Linked DNA regions of Homo sapiens: region 1 is linked to region 2. Evidence: chromatin loops called from intact Hi-C (ENCODE). Cell type or tissue: endothelial cell of umbilical vein. All regions are shown on one strand.

Evidence for each region. A loop is a pair of places that touch in the nucleus more often than their neighbours do. Peaks named below come from ENCODE experiments on the same cell type or tissue, not always from the same donor. Only the 100,000 strongest peaks of a DNase experiment are listed, where the experiment ranks them.
Region 1: it touches region 2 in a loop (5-fold over the local background); 4 of 110 quality-filtered maps call a loop at or near these places.

Annotation. Positions count from the first base shown.
Region 1 is chr3:127,796,523-127,801,522 of GRCh38, forward strand. All of the region lies in intron 2 of MGLL (monoglyceride lipase), which reads right to left. Among named protein-coding and RNA genes, the nearest start is that of MGLL, 23 kb to the right of the region's middle. In endothelial cell of umbilical vein, no CTCF peak of the experiment used is centred here; DNase peaks (open chromatin) are centred at 3,119 and 4,139; H3K27ac peaks cover 3,220 bases.
Region 2 is chr3:127,693,824-127,698,823 of GRCh38, forward strand. It overlaps MGLL (monoglyceride lipase), which reads right to left. Exons shown (of 8, transcript NM_007283.7): 7 at 1,152-1,367. Among named protein-coding and RNA genes, the nearest start is that of ABTB1, 23 kb to the left of the region's middle. In endothelial cell of umbilical vein, CTCF peaks have their summits at 750 (motif pointing left), 2,537 and 3,467; DNase peaks (open chromatin) are centred at 3,578, 3,758 and 4,268; H3K27ac peaks cover 2,261 bases.

The DNA.
Region 1 (5,000 bases), 100 kb after region 2:
TCCAGTAGATGAGAAACCTCCCTGCTGCGTGATTAGTGGTAGGGCAGAATTTCATTTGAGACCAGTCCATCTTGACTCCTGGGTCAGCAGGACATAAGAACACTATCATACAACCCTCAAAACAGTGATGTACTGCAGCCAACGGTGCCCTATGGTGAGTGTCACGCAATGTTTAGAATCGTGCACTCTTCTGAGCACTGAACCTCAGCAAAGCTCTCCCAGCGTAAGGATAATTAAATTCTAAAGTAGGCCTACCCTGAAGTTATTCAACTAGAAAATTACAAGCCACAGCAAAGATGTATTTCCATATAAATGTGCGAAAGCAAATCCAGCATCCACCAGCCTGAAACAGACGGGGACGGAGAGCCTGGTGCATTTACCACCTAATTTATCATGCTGCTAACATCTCTCTTTGGGCACTTATCACATTCCCCCGGGGCGACTGCCTGCCTTACCCAGCCTGCTAAGCTGAGAGGTTCTGGAAGGCGGATGCCTTACCCACTCTGCAGAGCTCCGTGGGAGGCCTGCAATCCACTGGTGTGCTTGAGGACAGGGTGGCAGAGGAGAAGCCTGTGATGCTGTGCAGTCCCCAGGCACGAGAGGCCATGCTGTGCCACATACATGACTGTCACTGTTGGCTGTGTGACCGCATCAAAATCGTCTCTCCAGTTGTCTTTCACCATCCCTCTGCAGAGGGTGTATCCCAGGACTGCTTTCCACTCAGCTTCTGGGACATTCTGTGTGGCTGTCCCTGAGAACACCTGGGCAAAGCTGAGAATCCTCCTGGCTTTTTGCAGGCAAAAAAAAAATGTTCCTGAGGCGAATAAGAGAACCATGTCTCCTAAGTAATATTCCCCTCGACCTGTCAAGACTCAGTCTAGTCTTGCTCCGCATGCAGCCTATTTTCTGAGCTGGAAGGCTCCTGAAAATAGAAACTCAGGGTGAAAAGATGGAGGTTGAACACAATCCTTTTATTATGGCTGTCTATGATTCCTTATTTATATGCCTAAGACATATAATGCCTAAGACATCCGGAATGTCACTAGACTCCTCAAATATTCCAGATTAGAAAAACAAACAACATAAAAATCAACTTTTTTTTTGAGACTTGGTCTTCTTCTGTCACCCAGGCTGGAGTGCAGTGGTGTAATCATGGCTCACTGCAGCCTCAAACTCCCGGGCTCAAGCGGTCCTCCCACCTCAGCCTCCTGAGTAGCTGGGACTATAGGCGCGAGCCACCACTGCCCAGCTGATTTTTATTTTTTGTAGAGACAGGGTTTCACCATGTTGCCCAGATTGGTCTTGAACTCCTGAGTCAAGTGATTCTCCCACCTGGGCTTCCCAAAGTGCTGGGATTACAGGCATGTGGGCCCACCATACCTGGCCCACCGTACCTGGCCCAAAATTCTTTATATAGCATATATTTCTCCAGTGTATCTCTAACCTTCATCTCCAACTTTGCCCAGGTTGATGTCATCCAGAGCAGCAAGGGGTGTGTGACATTTCATTGTGAAACAGATATATGTATTAAAAAGTACAAACAACTGATCTGCACAGGTCAAATAATCATAACAGGTGGAAACCCGATGTACCTACTAACAGTCAAAGACACAGAGCACATGACCAGCACCTTGCAAGCACAGTGCATACCTTTCTCCCTGCAGGAGCAACCCACTGTCCAGAGTTTTGTGATAATCACTCTTTTGCTTTTCTTCGTATCTATGTATGCAGGAAAGCAGGAGCCTGTTCAGGTTCTCTATGCGTCAGACTCTAGCCCATGAAGTGAATTCTTTGGGTGCCATAAAACAGGCAGCACGTCTCTCTGAGCTCCCACCTTCAGCTTCAGCCTCTGCTTTGCTCTGAGTCACAGTCCTGGGGCTCCGAAGTACCCTGCTGGGACCCCAGGGCCCTGTTCTTGCCTCTGTGGCCCCTGCCTGTCCTCTTGTGGAGCTGCCACTGGACTCTGGGTTCCAGGACTTCCTCCTTGGACAGGCCCTTTGCTGAGTCTTCACTTCTCTTGGATTTGTTCTTTCCATTCCCTCTGCTGTCACTCCCAGACCTTATTACCCCAACAGCCTGAACAATCCCAACAGCCTCCTAACTCCACACCCTGCCCCCAGTTTCCCCCACTCAAATCTGTGCTCACACAAATGCCATATTCCTGTTGTGTCAACAGCCAAAATCACTGATGTCTCTGCACTTACATCATCTCCCCGCACCTTTGTGTGGCCTCTCCTCCACTCAGGATGCCCTTCCCATCCTCCTCACCTGCAGGAAGGTTCCTATCAGTAGGAGGCTGGGCTCCACAGCCTTTCCAGGTACCCCAGTCACTGGGGCCCTGGTCAGGGTGTCCACAATGAAGTGAGGTCACAGGTGGTGCAGCCAAGCTGGAGAGCACCCGAGGGAAGCTGAGGGCAGAGCAGGGGAGCAGTCTCAGGAGCATTGCCTTTCAAGCCTGCAGCTGGATTCCCACGATGAAGGGAGAACTTGGAGCCAAACACCAAAGGCCTAGATAGGGCCCTGCCCAGTGTCCCTGAGTCCATGGACTCATTGTTCTCTCGAGGACACATTCTTAGGACATCATAGAACATGTAATGCAAATTGCCAGGGACCAAGTGCTCCTAAGAAGCCAGGGAGGACACTCACGGCTGTGGAGCATCTACGTGCCCCAGAAACTCACCCATTATCTCAGCAGGTCCTCCTCCTGGCCCTTTGACATAAGTAGCCTGAGCATCAGTTTTCCAGATGAGGAAACTGAGGCTTCCAGGGGTGAGTGAAGCTATTCGTTAGGATCAGAAGAGCCGGGCCTCGAATGTGGACTCTCCCAACTTCGAATCTGCACTTTGCCCTTTCTACCACCCTCAAGACCAGCTCCAAATCCTGCCCTCACCACTCACCAGTCATGGGATTTCTGATGCTTCCAGAACTCCTCTGAAACTACCCTGCCTCCCTCAGAGTGGGTGAGAAGGTGAAAGAGATTACGCACACGAACAGCATTTTGCCAGCTGTATCCTACTACAAGTGGGCTACCTCAAGTCCTTTCTCAGCACAAGATGTGTGTAAATACACCAGGTTGAATGAGTGAATGAAATCCACCAGTCAACTCTCTTTCCTCTTTCCTGATTCCTGGCTGATGTCTCATCTCCCGGCTGTGCCTCAGGAAGAGACAGTGAATCAGGCATCTTGGCAGCCCCCAAGCAGCTCACTACAGTAGTACCGGCAAAGGAAGGGCTTCATATTTATGAAATGAATAGATGACCCCATGTCTGCATATGATCATGAATGCATTTAACACTGTCCTGTGGTAGCCCAGTCTTAATATTCACAAAAGAGAAGATGGTCTTTATGGTAGACTGCAAACTGATTGCCCCAAACTGCATTCTCTCTTCTGTAGTTACAGAGTTTTATAGAATTTTAACTGTTCATATGGCTGCCCAGATAGAGACCATATTTCCCAGACTTCCCTGCAGCTAGGTGTGGCCGTATGACTAAGTTATGCCAATAGAATATGAATAGAAGTGACGTATGCAATTTCTACAACACCTACTTGAAATAATCTGCTTGCCTTAGACTTGCTCTTTCTCCTCCCCATGGTCAGGAACACAGAGAAGGCAATGACCAGCTTTGGTGATTGAACCACACTCTAAGTGGTGGTGGGGCAACAAGATGGAAGGAACCTAGGTCCCTGAATGGCCATGTGGAGCCCAGTGACCCTACCAACTTGGACTGCTCACCTCTGGACTGCTAAGTGAGAGCAAAATAAACCTCTCTCTTATTTCAGCCACTAAATTTTGAGGTCTCTGTGCTCAGCCTGCACCTTAACAAATGCAGACTATCATTAATAAGACCCCTTACATGGGGAATAGCCAGTTGACTTGAGTTCAGATCTAGGCTCTGTGACTTCCTACTTCTGTGAGTTTGGGCAAGTTGCTGAACTACTGTTTCTTCATCTGTGAAATGAGGAGAACCATAGGACCTGTAGTGAGAATTAAACAACATAGAATATACACAATAAAGTTGGCTACTGTTATGGCTACTGTTATAATCATCTTATCAAAATGTTTTCCTGCCTGTGGAGCCCCAGCCAGGCTACCCGTGCATTAGTCAGCCTATACCAGAGGAAACAGCTTTTATGTTGGTCCCCTGTGTGGTTAGTTATGTGTCTTCCTGCCACAACTGATCTTATGTCCTCACATTCATTTTCATGCAAAAGCCCTAGCAAGCCAAGTGTGGTAGTAAGAACTACCCACTGGTTGGCCTGGGAACTTACTGGTAACAGTCAGAGCATGTGCTTCACCCCCTGAGGTGTCTAAGCATTGTAGCCAACAAGAAATCCCTTCAACTGCCTTTCCCTCCTCTAAACTCAGCTCAGAGTCCCGTAGAGCTCACCGGGTACCAGGCCAGCTTCAGAAGAAGCTGCTGATAAATTTAGAAGTCAGAGAGAGTACGTATAGTCAGAGAGAGAAGAGCAATGCTACTAATTAAAAAGGGGTAATGAGCCAGGTGCGGTGGCTCACGCCTGTAATCCCAGCACTTTGGGAGGCCAAGGCAGGTGGATTGCCTAAGGTCAGGAGTTCTAGACCAGCCTGACTAACATGGTGAAACCCCATCTCTAGTAAAAATACAAAAACTAGCCAGGCCTGATGGCAAGCGCCTGTAATCCCAGATACTCAGGAGGCTGAGGCAGGAGAATCGCTTGAACCCAGGAAGTGGAGGTTGCAGTGAGCCGAGATAGCGCCATTGCACTCCAGCCTGGGCAACAAGAGTGAAACTCCATCTCAAAAAAAAAAAAAAAAAAGGAGTGGGGGTAACGGCCAGGCGCGGCGGCTCACGCCTGTAATCTCAGCACTTTGTGAGGCTGAGGCTGGTGGATCACCTGAGATCAGGATTTCAAGACCAGCCTGACCAACATGGTGAAACCCCATCCCTACTAAAAATACAAAATTAGCCAGGCCTGGTGGTGCATGCCTGTAATCTCAGCTACTTGGGAGGCTGAGGCA
Region 2 (5,000 bases):
ATTAAAGAAGCAATGAATGGATAGCTGGGTAAATGAATGAATAAACAATCTTAGCGGACTCCTTTCGCAGGGACTTGGCAAGGGTTCACATTGGTGTAAGGGCGGTCTCAGTGATGCTCTCATGGATGAATGCAGTGTTCCACTGTGGCTTTTAAAAAATATATTTTGCTGGGTGAGGTGGCTCACGCCTGCAATCCCAGCACTTTGGGAGGCCAAGGCAGGTGGATCACCTGAGGTCAGGAGTGAGACCAACCTGGTCAACATGATGAAACCCCATCTGTACTAAAAATACAAAAATTAGCCGGGCAGGGTGGCAGGCGCCTGTAATCCCAGCTACTCAGGGGGCTGAGGCAGCAGAATCACTTGAACCTGGGAGGCAGAGGTTGCTGTGAGCCGAGATGGCGCCGCTGCACTCCAGCCTGGGTGACAGAGGGATACTCTGTCTGAAAAAAAAAAAAAAAAAATATATATATATATATATATATGTATGTGTGTATATATATATGTGTATATATATGTATGTGTATATATATGTGTATATATATGTATGTATATATATGTGTGTATATATATGTATGTGTGTATATATATGTGTGTGTGTATATATATATAGTCTTGCTGTCTAATATTCCACATAACCAAGCCGCAGGGCCTGTCCTCAGGGCCCCTGTCTGCAGAGCTAGCTCTGGCAGCTCCCTTCACGGATCAGGCTCTGCCAAGTCCTGCCAGCACCTGTGTGCCCTGAGCCCTCTGGTGGCCATGGCTCCCGAGCTACTGCAGCTACCACTGGTGCAGAGGGAGGCTTGGGCATCACACGTGTCCTTGGAGCTTGGACATGTCTCTCTCTCAGGAGATTTTATTTGCTCAGTGCCCAGTTGCAGATTCCTTTCTTGCCTATAACATCTTTTGATTGTTCTTCTTCCCTTTGAGGCTTATTCATGCAAAACAATCAGCAAATGACTCGTGTTCTCTTGAAATTCATAGGCTCCTGGGATTCCTTTTATTTATTTATTTCTCGGTCAAGCAGGCTGGTCCCTATCCTGAGACCTGGGAGGTGGCCCTCGAGGGTCTGGGCAGATGTGCCCCAAGGGGTGCTGCCTTCCTGTCCCCCCTCCACCTTGGGGGGAAGTGGGCAAGTGGCAGCCGCTCACCTTGAGAGTCTTGTCCTGGCTCTTGGCTAACTCCATGAGCAGGTAGGCCCCTTTGCTGTCACATAGGCGATCGGCAGAGCCCTGGAGCAGCAGGAAGGGCACAGTCAGCTTGGGGAGGGCGCGCTCCACCCGTGAGACGGCATTCAGCAGTTGGATGCCGAAGCACACCTTCAGCCCTGCCCGGCAGATCAGGGGGTCTGAGTTATAAATGTCGACCTGGAGGAAGAAGGAGAGGGTTCCATCAGCATGGGCAGGGCTCACTTCCATAAGCCAGGCCTATTTCCTGGTAGCTTTTCCTTCTGCTCTGGCCTGAAGGGTTGATTCCATTCAGGTCAGCTGGGCTTGGGCATGGCTCTGAAGGCCAGCCGTGTTCATCCACAAACCTCATCTGCACCACTGGCAGTGCCTCTCCTTTCAGGCTTGAGGGTTTCACATACACATGGGTGCCTGTAGAAAATGTCAAGTATTGGCCAGGTGTGGTGGCTCATGCCTGTAATCCCAGAACTTTGGGAAGCTGAGGCGGGCGGATCACCTGAGGTCAGGAGTTCAAGACCAGCCTGACCAACATGGTGAAACCACGTCTGTATGGGATTTTTTGTATTTTTGTAAAAATACAAAAACTAGCTGGGCGTGGTGGTGGGCACCTGTAATCCCAGCTACTTGGGAGGCTGAGGTGGGAGAATCCCTTGAACCTGGGAGGCGGACTTTGCAGTGAGCCAAGATGGCGCCACTGCACTCTAGCCTAGGCGACAGAGCAAGACTCCGTCTCAAAAAAAAATTAAAAAAAACGAAAGTTTCAAGTATTAATTTGTATTTTAAAAAATATAAGCAGCAGCATATTGTTCACATCAATTATTTTATTAAAAAGTAGCTCTGCAGCAGTTTTAGCACTTGATTTTTGTTCTCTGTCTCTGCTGATTTGGTGTCCACCTGGTGGAAGTGGATGAGGGGCAAACAGTAAACTGCAGGAACAGTTTACTGGGTTCTGTGCTGGAAAGCGAGGGCCCATGCTAGGAGCCCCTGGAGGGGCTTCGGCCAGGCACTGACAATGGGCTTTGGGGTGAGGGACGCCCAAGGGTGGGTCTGGCTGGGGTGGGCTCGGCCTCCGTGCCCCTCAGGGCTACACAGGGTGGTCAGACGCCCTGACAGGCTGTGCCCAAGGCCAACTCTCCCCCTCTACGGGATGTGGGTCCTCTCTCCTCAACCACCACCCTGTGGATCTTGCCTTTCAAGGGGCTGCTCTCTCCCCTGTCCTTGCTCTCCCTGGCCTGTCTGGGTTTCTGGCTTCACTCTTCCTGCCTCCATAAAGACAGCTCAGGCTCCACTGCCCTGATCTCTCTAGCATCTGCCCTACAGGATCGGGGAGAAGTTTCTAGGAATCTCTCAGGCCCATAGAGGGCAGGAGTGAGCCCCTGATGCTTCTTTTTTTTTTTTTTTTTTTTTTTTTTTTTTTTTTTGAGACGGAGTCTCCCTCTGTCACCCAGGCTGGAGTGCAGTGATACGATCTTGGCTCGCTGCAGCCTCTGCCTCCAGGGTTCAAGTGATTCTGCTACCTCAGCTTCCCAGGTAGCTGGGATTATAGGCGCCGGCCATCACACCCAGCTAATTTTTGTATTTTTAGTACAGACGGGGTTTTGCCATGTTGGTCAGGCTGGTCTCAAACTCCTGACCTCAGGTGATCCACCCGCCTCGGCCTCCCAAAGTGCTGGGATTATAGGCATGAGCTACCGCGCCCGGCCCCATGATGCTTCTTCATTCATGTTTGTCATCCTTGCCAGTGGGTTCTTGGTGGGTTGGGGAGGGGCCACGTGGTGAGGACTGGGTGAGGGTCAGAGAGCATGTGGGGACGAGGAAGGAACATGCTGCCAGCTGCTCCCCGGGCAACCAGGGTGCCCACTGTGCTAGGACTCAGCATTTCCAAGAACTGAGCTACACCCCTTCTGCTGCCACCCCTACAAGGCCTCGGCCAGAATTCTGGACCACACCAAGTGGGAGAGGCTGTCCTGCAGTCACCCCTGCCATCCCTGGATTCCTTCCCATGCTGGGGACTGAGCACCAAAAACCAGACCATTTGTGTAAATCCACACGAGACAGATTAGCCACTTCCTGCAGCTGAGCTGGCATGAGTCCTGCTGGGCCGGGCCATCTGCTCGGAGCCTGAGAGGACACGGGACTGGCAGGGCAGTTCATGGGGGCCCATGGCCAGGCCCAACCACAGGGGGTGCTTCCCCAGGGTCAGCCAGGAGCCCTGAGGGAAGGAGGGCTGTAGGGCCCGCAAAAGAGCCTGGGGCTTGGAGTCACCAACAGCAGCGCCATCTACCAGCCTGTGCAGGGCTGCGACATGCAGGGTCTCATTGAGTAATAAAAGTAATAATAGCTACATCTGAGCTCTGGCTGTCTGCCCGGCACTAAGTGTTTTTGCATGCAGTAACTCACTGGGCCTCCATAACTCCCCTGTATGAGGAATTGCTCTCATTCTCTCCACTACACAGAGGAGGAAACTAAGGCACAGAGAGGCTTGTCAACCTGCCTGCTGTTAGTTGCCCCAATTCTTGTTCTGCCCTACAGAACCTTGATGTTTCCTTCGGTACACAACTGCTCAGAATAGAGACTACATTTCCCAGTCTCCCTTGCAGCTAGGTGTGGTCACATGACCACGTTCTGGCCAATAGAAAGCAGGCAGGGGCTGTGTGCACATTCTGGGTTGACGGCTTATTTTCTCCTTGCCCCACAGAAAGAGTCAGGGCCGTGTGGACAAGGTTCGCCCCTGGAAGCTAGAGCAACAAGATGGGTGTCCTGATGCCAAGAAGTCACCCCCTCTCTTGGTTAAGCTGCTGTTGTTGGGGGTATGGGTTCCAGCAGGCTGGCGGTGCCCTGGGCTGGGCCACCACCCCATCCCATGCTGTCTCCAGGGCTCCCATGGGACCTGTGGGGTGGGGGCCACACCCTCGCCCCTGTTGCTAGCGATGTCTTACAACCACCTTCTTCCTGCAGCAGGCCTGCTGCTTTGCCCCGCTGACCCCAAGTGTCCTGGGCACAGCAGGCGCTCGGGGACTCTGCTTCTGAGTTTAATTGCACTGACGGCCCAAGCGGCTTCCTGCTCTTGGCTTCGTTTTCCATGTCTTGATCACGTAGGCCCTGTTTACACAATGGCCTATTCTGGGCCTGGGGCCCAGCCACCAGATGTGTCAGAGAAAGAGCAGGCCCCTGATGTGAACCACAGCCTGGACCGGAGGTGAGGGGCAGAGGGAAACTGGGACCAGGAGGTTGGGGAGGGCTGTACCACATGGGGAGACTGAGGCACAGAGGGGCCAAACCCTCCCCTCAAGTGGCAGTTCTGGCACAAGCACAATGGCCTTGATTTTTTGACAGCTTAAGATCTCAATCCACCAAAAGTCCTAGGAATGTGGCTTGTGGCTCCCAGGAAGGAGATAGCCAGGCCCCTTCCTCCCAAACCAGGCCCAAGCCCAGAACATGAGCCCATTCATTCAATAGGGACCAGAGTCAGTCCCCAAATATTCCACACTGCATGATTCCACTGATGTAATGTTCTTCACGTGACAAAACTAGAGAAACAGAGACCAGACTCACGGCTCTCAGGGCTGAGGAGGGTGTGGGGCGAGTGGGGAGGGGATGCAGCTGCAAAAGGGCAACATGAGGGGTCCTTGTGGGGATGGAGCCATCTGTGACTTGACTGTGTCAAGGTCAGTATCCTGGTTGTGATATTGTCCTGTCGTTTTGCAAAATGTCACTGCTGGGGGAAACTGGGTAATGGGTACATGGAATCGCTCTGTATTATTTCTTATAGCTGCTTGTGAGTTACAGTGATCTTAAATGAAAAATTTAACT